Regions from separate parts of the Homo sapiens genome. Here all the other regions are linked to region 3. Evidence: chromatin contacts called from ENCODE Hi-C or POLR2A ChIA-PET data. All regions are on one chromosome and are shown on one strand. The core of a region is the stretch at or near the end of the contact, and the rest is flanking DNA. Distances in the headings are between cores, read along the strand shown. Region 1 overlaps CDH3 (cadherin 3). Region 2 holds the start of NFAT5 (nuclear factor of activated T cells 5). Region 3 overlaps UTP4 (UTP4 small subunit processome component).

Region 1 (3,223 bases), core at 85-2,584, 500 kb before region 3:
TAGGTTGTTGAGACCTTTTTTTGCTTTTTTTCCCTATTAAGCAAGTCACGAACATCCTGGCAGGTATGGTTTTGTCACATCTGGGATGGTATCTTGGCACAATTCCTGGGTCAATGGGCTTGTTTAAGGCATTTTAATTTGCCAGAAAGGTTGTGCCAGTTAATATTCCCCCACCCCTAGCAATATATAGCAGCACCCGGTTCCCAACTGTGACACAGCACTTGCCCTTTTAATTTGTATTTCTTAGTTGGTGAACTTTTTTCTATATGTAGTTTTACTTAGGAAAAATGCCAGAATCTTTCTTCAAGTCACTTCCACCTACTTTTCCCCGGTGCCCTCTTATCCCAATCCCTTAACAGAAGGTAGTGATAGCTATAAGGACAAATTTGTTTGTTTTGTGAGCTAGGTATGTCCCTAAAGCAAGCTAGAATAGAAATTTCCTAGGCAATCTCTTCCCCCAACTCCCCAGGCTGCCTTTTGGCCACAATATGTTTAAGATGATGTTTTCCTTTTCCTCTAGTCAAAATACCCAGAGATCAGTAGGGAAATTGGTGGAGAGTGATCACTTGATGGACATTTTGTCTACGGAAAGATGGGTGGTTTTATTTTGCCAGAACATCCAGTAATGTTGGACATCAGGACCAGATAGCACCTCCAGGAAGAGACAAGCTCCTGACCTTCAAGGGTATTCCCTTGGGAGTATGGAGGTGTCTAGGCAAATTCCAACCTAAAAGCAGGCCTGGAACATAAGAGGAATGAGTTCTTAGCCCAGCATCCATCAATTCTTATAAGTCTATTTAAAAAGCTTTCTTTTCCCAATAGCTCTAGTACCCCAGGGACCAAACTCTTCTTGCCCAAGTTTTATTAGTGGCGCCAGTTCAGGACCCGAGGCCAGGCTTGGCAGGATGATCTTTAGAGAGGAGCTTTGAACATAGGCCAGAGACTCCTGGTTTCCATTGGATGTCTTCTATCGAGTGCAGATACATAGAGCTCTGGCTTTTTTGTTGTTAATTTCTCTTTTTATTTATTTTTACCTATAATGTGTCCTATGATATTAATTGTTAATTTCTCTAGAAGCAGCCTCAGGTTACTGATTCCCTTTTTCCCTTCCCCGACAGTATTTTAGGGAATGTACATTTAGGCTCAGTGCTAAAAGCTGTCCATTTATATTGGTAGAGCAGGCACCTCTTCATCAGGTTCATTGACCTTGTAATTCAGAATCCTTGTGGGAGAAACTGAGGCTAATGCGGTCAAATGACTGTCTGAAGCCCTGGATGGGTGTGGAAGAAAGAGCTATGTTTAGGCTTTCATTTTCCAGCCTTAAATTCTGAACTATTGCCCCATGTGCTCATCATCAAGTTGCCCCAGAAAGAGTTTGATGCAAGCCCATTCATGCCCCCGTGATTTGGCCAAGATGTGTGGCCTTGTGGAACCATGCTGCAGTTAGGAACAGGAGTCAGTTTACTTCGCTGACTATTAAAAGATGGGGTAAAGGAGGGATGAGTGATGATGAGACCTGGTTTCGTATCAGTTTCATTATGAAACTAGTGATACAAGCCAGTGGTGCCAGGAAGCATCTGGGAGGAAATTGTAATGATCTGCCCCAGGGCTTACCATTTACTATGTCTTGACTCATAGCTTGCAGAGAAGACTACTCATGTTCCTACATGTGCCTAGCAAGTTTCCCTAGAAAGGCCAGCTTTTTCATGAAATCTCCGTCTTCTGCTTCCTCTGGTAAACCACAGAGGACCCCTACAAAACAGCCCTCTCCAAATGCAGACTGAGCCAGTTCCCTATTGTGCCCTCTGGTCCCATGTGTCACCATCTTTGATCAGCTTCATCCGTTGAGTAAAGCATACAGCTGTAGCTAACTTCTTCCCACTTTGAGAGAGAATTTTTCGATGGTATACATAGAAAGAGGCCAGGATGTGGATGTCAGAAGCCTAGGTTAATTGTAAGTAGTCTAAGGTACCTTTTTATTGAGAGCTTACCTTACTTACTCTGGGCCAGGCACAGTATTCAGTGCTGTTTGAACACTATCCCATTTAATCTTCCTAATAACCTGATGAGGTAGGTATTGTTTCATTTTCCAGATGAGGAAACTGAGCTTCTATATAATCATACAATTTGCCCAATCATGTGATAGATAAGTGACATTATAGGGATTGGAATCCAAGTCTTCTGGACTCCAAATTTCGTATTCTTCATTATTTCCCTGCCTTCAGGATTTGAAACCTGATCTTGCTGCTTCCTGGGGCAGTTCAACCCCTGGCAGCCTCTTGTTTCCTGAGTTGTCAGATTGGGAGAAGTAATACCACATTGCAGGTTATTTTGTGAGGATTTGGGTAGGAAAACACTTAGCTGGGTATCCTGAGCAGAGTGGGTGTTTGAAGCTTATTCCTATCAGTCTGGACCATTGCCCCTTGGTTGTGCTCTGTACCCAACTCAAAGCAGTTTAGAGCTGATGGGGCCAGCTCCTCAGATGTATCTGGAATATGCACCCTGAGTGGGAGGCACATACACCTATAATACATGACCGTTGGCTTCCCCTTGATTATTGACACTGTCCCTTCTACAAATAGATGCACAGCCCAGATACTGTGCTACAAATATGTGGAACCATGTAACAGTGGAAATATGCCAGAAGACAGGGTAGTAGAGTGAGTTGTACACTCTAGTGGGAAGCAGATTTTGTAGACAGCGGGAAGAGGATTTCTAGCTCCTGGTGGGGTGGCGGGGGGGGTGGGCGGTAGCAGCTCTCAGAGTTTTGGGGATTAAGTCTTCTGAGTAGTAGGGGAGTCAATCCATTAGCCTCCTTCTGGGTTACCTGGTGGGAGAGGATTGGAGTCATTGAGTCTCTCCTTAAAGGAAATAATTGACAGAATTGTCTGGTTAGCCCTTTACTGGCTAAAGATCTTCCCTTAGGAAGAGGGCTGTTTTAGGATTGAGAAAAGTGGCCAGGCACAGTGGCTCATGCCTGTAATCCCAGCACCCTGGGAGGCCAAGGTGGGAGGGTCACTTGTGCCCAGGAGTTCTAGACCAGCCTGGGAAACAGCAAGACCCTGTATCTACCAAAAAAATAAAAGTGACCTTTAGTCACTCACTTTGGGAGGCCAAGGTGGGTGGATCACTTGAGTTTGAGACCAGCCTGACCAACATAGTGAAACCCTGTCTCTACTAAAAATACAAAAAATTAGCCGGGCCTGGTGGCGGGCGCCTGTAG
Region 2 (2,851 bases), core at 245-2,744, 400 kb after region 3:
CTTTGCCATCTTGGGGTGGCTCTGAAAAGCTTTCTGAACCTCCGACAAAAGAAAAATGTTCACAGGATTGATTACTACACACAATTCAGTGAAGACAACTGGGCAACCTGAATCAAATGTTGAGATGAAAGATAGGTGAGCTCTGATGACACACGTTTAAATTCTAGGTCTACAGGTAAAACTTTGTAAAGGGCCTTGCCTCAGCGACATCTGTACTGGGCCCTCCTTTGCTGAGAGCTTCTTACCCCAACCCTAGCACTCCAAGTCCCGAGAACTGCTCAATTTCATGGGAAAAAGTCTCTATAATTATATATATATGTATATATGTGTGTATATATGTATGTATATATATGTGTGCATATATATACACATACACATATTACAACAGACTGATTTTCATGAGTTGTAACTATCCTTGTAGATAAAAAACGAAACCATTCGAATAGCTTAAAAACCATGCCCACGTGGCTACTGGCATCAATATTCCACACAAGATTAAAATTACTTCCCAAGATGCACACCCTGCACTCCAGGTAATATTTCAATAACTTGATTAAAAATTTCTCAGAAGTCTATTAGAATCAGAAAACGCTCTGCGGTGTGGGTGAGGATTTTAAATTTTTGCAACGGAAACTTTTGGCTCCACGAACAGAAAAGCAAGAGCAAAAACTCAGTTAAATGCGTTCTTCCTCCATCTTTGCCTAGTCCAAAAGGAAAAAAAAAGAAACAGAAAAAAGAAAAACTGTTTGGAAGAGTAGCGTTGAGGTTTGCTTTTTACCTGTTTTTCCTCTAGAACAGCCAGGTGGATTCACATGATCCAATTTTTTAATTGTCTTCTATGTCCCACTCCGAATAACCCGGATGCCCCAGCACAATCAGAGAGATCGTTTTTTTTAAAAAAAATTTCAGCCTCCAAAGGTAGGAGGGGAGTGTTAGGGGAGAAAGTACTTTAATTAAAAATCAATAACTCGAGGTTTTTGGGATACGGTTTGCCATTTCCTAATTAAGAAATGGGTTTGACAGTCCCTTTGTACACACTGCTATGCAAACCCCAAAGGGTTGGCGGCTGTCCGGGCGATGACACTCCGGTCCCCTGCGAGACCCCGGGCCAGCCAGGCCCGTCCGCCGCCGGCCTCTGGGGTCCGTCCCCGGCTCGCGCAGACCTCTCGCTTCTCTCGGCTCTGTCTCCTGCGCTCAGCTCTGCTCGGGGCCGGCCGCCTCAGGCTCGCCGCCACCAGGTCGTTGCAAATACCTTTTCCCTCCCCGGGGCCCCAGCGCGCGGCCACCTCCCAGCCTCCCCCCCTCCCACCCTGGCAGCGGGGCCCTTTCCCGGCTCAGGAACAGCAGCAGCCCGGGCCGCGCCGGCAGGAAGCGAGGCCCATGTTGCTGCTGTTCCCTGGCGCGCCTCCCCGCCCTCCGGGGGCCGCCACGGCTCTTCCGCGCTCCCGGGCACCCCCCTCCGCGCCTGCGCTGTGCCCCACGGGGGCGGGGCTCAGATTCCTGTCAGCGGCGGCGGCGGTGGCGGCGACCGTCAGTTTTCGCTGAGGAGAAACACGAAACGGACCCTTTGGCTCTCCCCCTTCCCCTTCCCCGTCCTGAACCCCTCTCCTGGTCACCGAGAATCAGTCCCCGTGGAGTTCCCCCTCCACCTCGCCATCGTTTCCTCGGTCCTCGGCCCAGTGGAAGTCACTACCCTCGAGGAGGAGGCAGCGGCAGCCGCCCTCGCGTCGCCGCCCCCGGTTCGGTGCCCGCGGTCCCGGAGAGGAGGTGCCGCCGCCACCGCCGCTCCCCCCCTCCCGCTGCCCTCGGGCCGGGCTGGGTCGAGCTGCGATGCCCTCGGACTTCATCTCATTGCTCAGCGCGGACCTAGACCTGGAATCGCCCAAGTCCCTCTACTCGCGAGGTGAGTCAGGCTGTGGGGGGTGGGGCGTGGGGGCGGGGAGACAGGGAGACAGGGAGACAGGGCCAGGGGAGGCGAGGGGTCCCCGTCCCGCCGGGGGCGGCTGAGCCGCGACCCCCATGGCTTCTTTGGCCGGAGCGGGCAGAGGCCGAAGGGATCGGGGTGACGGTGGAGGGGGCGGGCGGAGCAGTGGCGGCCCCTCCCCCGCGGAGCCGCCGGCCGCTCGGGGCCCAGATTCCGTCGGCCCCCGGGGCTCTGCGGCACCGGTCGCTTCTAGCCGCTCTCAGCCCGTCCGGCCCCGCCAGGCTCCGCGAGCCGCCGGCCCCGGCCTCCCGGGCTCGGGGATGGCCCCAGACTGGGCCCCGCGCTGGGGCCACCGCGATCGGGGCGCCGCGTCTTCTCTTACCGGGACCCTCCTCCCCAGCAAAGTTGCCCCCAAGCGGGCGGCGTGGCCTGGAGCCGGTTCTGAGTGCAGGGTCACCATTTTCCTCCCTTTCCAGCTTGTTTTTGCGCCGTCGTTCCACCCCCTCTCCCTCCGGCCTAGTCCACTCCCTCCCCATGTTGGGACAGCCCCCCTCGACCAGGCGTTCTTCCTTTCCTCGTCATCTTCTTGCTGGAAAGGGCCCGATGGAAAGGGCCCGAATTTTCTTTTCTTTTTTTTTCTCTTCCCACCTCCGTGGCATTCTAATTACTTCTCCCTTCTCCTTTACAAAGATGGGGGTGCCCTCTCTGGATTGGTTTTATTCCTCTCCTCTCCCAGGAGGACCAGCCCAGGCACAGACGCTGTCCTTTGAGAATTTTCTCTGCTTTTCCGTTCAAGGGCTGGTTGCAGGGAGGGAGCTCAGGCAGAGACTTTTCATTTAAGAACTCTTTTGGCTAAGGCCTGCAGGGGATTCCCAGCATCTGAAATATTAGCACTGGAGCTGATCCCTACTCAGGTGAAATTCCTTT
Region 3 (2,888 bases), core at 259-2,758:
CCATCTCAAAAAAAAAAAAAAGTGTTGGGAGAGCATAGAATGAATATAATACAGTTGAAGCTTTGTATAGATACTTTCTGGTTAGGGATGAGAATGCCCTTCTGGTCTTTCTGAGTACCAGCCTGCATTTCTCTATGTCATGTCCTCCCTCAGGTATTTGAGTACAGCATCCCAGACAAACAGTATACAGATTGGAGCCGGACTGTCCAGAAGCAGGGCTTTCACCACCTTTGGCTCCAAAGGGATACTCCTATCACACACATCAGTTTTCATCCCAAGAGACCGATGCACATCCTTCTCCATGATGCCTACATGTTCTGCATCATTGACAAGTCATTGGTGAGTTCTTCACTGCTACCTCCCAAATCTTCTTCTGAATCTTAAAGTTCTAAAAGCAACAAGTACAATAAGGTAAGAGGACAGAGACTCAGAATAAAGGTAGCTAGTAAATCAGAATACAGGTAGCTAGTACATTTCTTGGAGGAGAGGGGCTTTTGTTTTACAGATTCCCTGGTTTGTGTTCCCACAGTTCTTCGGGAGGCTCTCGGGGAAGGGGCTGGCCTTTGTATACTGGCTTTTGCTGATTTGACTATTTGTCTACTTTGCGAGTAAGCACATAAATCTTACACAGAAAAGTGATTAGGCCAGTATTCGGAAGGTGACCCTCATCCGGAAGTATCATTGATTTGGCTAACTTGCTTTCAACTTTGAACTCTGGGGTATCTGAATAACCTGGTTTCATTAAAGGAGGTACAGGCTGAGGTTTTGACCTCTGTGCCCCTTCGCTAAAGCTACTAAAACGCTGTCTGCAGGCTTGAGGAACTGGTCTTAACATCTTCGAAAAACCCAGCTAGGAAAATTCTTCATGGCTGTGATTTACATGGGATACGAGCATTTTCTTCAGTTTTAGATTCTGTCCTCTTTGCCAGCTGCTGTTTTGATTCACCCTGAATTTGTATGGCTTTTCTGGGCAGGTGCTTTGTTTCCTAGGAGCATTGTGGCCATGCCTGTCCTGCACTTTGGGCTTAGATTACAACCATCACACGGTGTTTTGGTGTGTTTGTGAAGGTGGGGGTGGAAGGAACATGGGGGAAAGCAGCAGATGGCTCTAAAGGAGGTGTGCACGGGGATGTGTCACTGGAATCATCTCGTGGGCCCTGCGACCTCTGGGTGTGGGAAGCAGAGCTGGCTGACAAGTGCCTTCTGCAAGATGAGTGATACAGGAAGGGCCCCTCCCACTCTCTTGCCTCTTTGTAATTGAGCCCAGATCATTTTTTCCAAAGCATTGGCTTTAAGTTCATCGCTTCCTTACAGTAGGCATAGCTATTTCCCAGGAAGTCAGAGACAAAATATCATTTCTTTGGCCAGAGGCCACCTCGAGGTGTCAGTGACATCAGCACAGGTGGTTTGTGTTGAGGTTTCGCCTGGGGAGAACTCCAGTCACTTGTCCAGTCTGTGATCTGGTTGGGGGAGAGTCTAGAAAGCACAGACCCTGTGTGGGCTGAGCTCCTGCACTTGCCAGTTTGTTCCATTCTGACAAAGTGATACTGATGAGACAGGCCAGAAGCCGCAGAAGGGCCCTTTGATCTTGCTGCATGGAGTTAACAAGCTCTCTTTGCCTCATACACCCACCCTCTACAGTGTGGCTGCAAGAGTAGCTTCAGCTCTTTCTCCCTCTCTCTCCTTTTCTTCTTTTTTTCCCCCCTAGTTTTTCTGAATAGAGGTATTATGGCTACAGCTGTTTTCCCGAATTAACGAATGTCAGGGAGGTACTGAATATATATGATGGTTAGAAGATGATGTTGGGCTCAAAATGCACTACAGATCTTTGGTCTGCAGAAGCCCAATAAAAGTAACCATTTAAACAATGTGTCTTTGTTTTTTTAGCCCCTTCCAAATGACAAAACCTTACTCTACAATCCATTTCCTCCCACGAATGAATCAGATGTCATCCGGAGGCGCACAGCTCATGCTTTTAAAATTTCTAAGATATATAAGGTAAAACATCTTGTGTTGTTATTCTGGATAGTTGGTTCCTTTGTGATACCAAAATGTAATAAACTCCACAATCGGAAGATAAGAGCACCTTCAGTTTCCATGCAGAGAACCTGGCTTGTGGGAGACAAGTCACCTTTTTGAGGCTGGCTGTCCCTTGTATATGTTTTATTGTTCTTGCCTTAGTAGGTTAGAGGCAGGCACATCATACTTAACCAAAATGAAATGCGTAAGTAGTGAGAAATGTTGGCGCTGAGGGTAGAGTCTTTGTTGTCATGAGAGCTGGCTTTAAATTTTACTTGTTGGAGTGTTCCATAGGATAAATGTCAAGCAGGCTGGGCTTGGTAGCTCATACCTGTAATCCCAGCACTTTGGGAGGCCAAGGCAGGTGGATCTCCTCAGCCCAGGAATTCAAAACCAGCCTGGGCACCATGGTGAAACCCCATCACTATTAACAAAAAAAAAAAAAGGAGAGTTCTGTAAATTACTGATTACTCAAATGACTCAAATGTGATTAGCTTCTTGATGCATTTGTAGCTTGCCAGTTGTCAGTTGCCTTAGGCTGGGTATGGTGATTCACGCCTGTAATCTCAGTACTTTAGGAGGTTGAGGCTGGAGTTCAAGACCAGTCTGGGCAACATAGTGAGACCCTGTCTCTACAAAAAAAAAAAAAATATAAAAATTAGCTAGGTGTGGTGGAGCATGCCTGTAGTCCCAGCTGCTCAAGAGGCTGAGATGGGAGGATAGCTTGTGCTCAGGAGTTCAAGGCTGCGGTGAGTATGATTGCACCACTGCACTCCAGGCTGGGTAACATCGAGATTCTGTCTGAGAAAAAAAAGAACTTAGGCTTTAAAGTCCTTGCTTAACATTGATTCTTGAGATATAAGAAGCAT

The links. Hi-C counts contacts between places; a loop is a spot of excess contacts on that map. ChIA-PET counts read pairs that join two places held with the same protein, here RNA polymerase II (POLR2A). Pooled maps may share reads with other maps.
Region 1: a loop to region 3 is called in a pooled map, with 4 times the contacts of the local background. The contact joins two enhancer-like sites. A Hi-C loop is called at or near these places in 2 of 50 pooled maps. POLR2A ChIA-PET finds 5 or more read pairs at or near these places in 3 of 52 experiments (Caco-2, PC-3 and activated T-cell).
Region 2: a loop to region 3 is called in a pooled map, with 14 times the contacts of the local background. The contact joins the promoter of NFAT5 here to the enhancer-like site in region 3. A Hi-C loop is called at or near these places in 5 of 50 pooled maps. POLR2A ChIA-PET finds 5 or more read pairs at or near these places in 2 of 52 experiments (H1 and activated CD4-positive, alpha-beta T cell).

The regions. Positions count from the first base shown.
Region 1 is chr16:68,666,882-68,670,104 of GRCh38, forward strand. All of the region lies in intron 2 of CDH3 (cadherin 3), which reads left to right. Among named protein-coding and RNA genes, the nearest start is that of CDH3-AS1, 22 kb to the left of the region's middle. Within about 2 kb of position 1,335, at least 3 of the 41 ENCODE cell types and tissues checked have a DNase peak (open chromatin) inside an H3K27ac peak, as active enhancers do; they include PC-3, where a contact is called at or near this core.
Region 2 is chr16:69,564,472-69,567,322 of GRCh38, forward strand. It overlaps NFAT5 (nuclear factor of activated T cells 5), which reads left to right and starts at 1,495. Exons shown (of 15, transcript NM_138713.4): 1 at 1,495-1,903. The coding sequence starts at 1,831. MIR1538 (microRNA 1538) reads right to left here and starts at 1,397; the gene lies at 1,337-1,397. RefSeq lists enhancers at 1-459, 1 and silencers at 1,121-1,500, 1,220-1,396, 1,691-1,960, 1,981-2,290.
Region 3 is chr16:69,165,188-69,168,075 of GRCh38, forward strand. UTP4 (UTP4 small subunit processome component) reads left to right here. Exons shown (of 17, transcript NM_032830.3): 15 at 154-339; 16 at 1,888-1,998. Among named protein-coding and RNA genes, the nearest start is that of SNTB2, 21 kb to the right of the region's middle. Within about 2 kb of position 1,509, at least 7 of the 41 ENCODE cell types and tissues checked have a DNase peak (open chromatin) inside an H3K27ac peak, as active enhancers do; they include PC-3, where a contact is called at or near this core.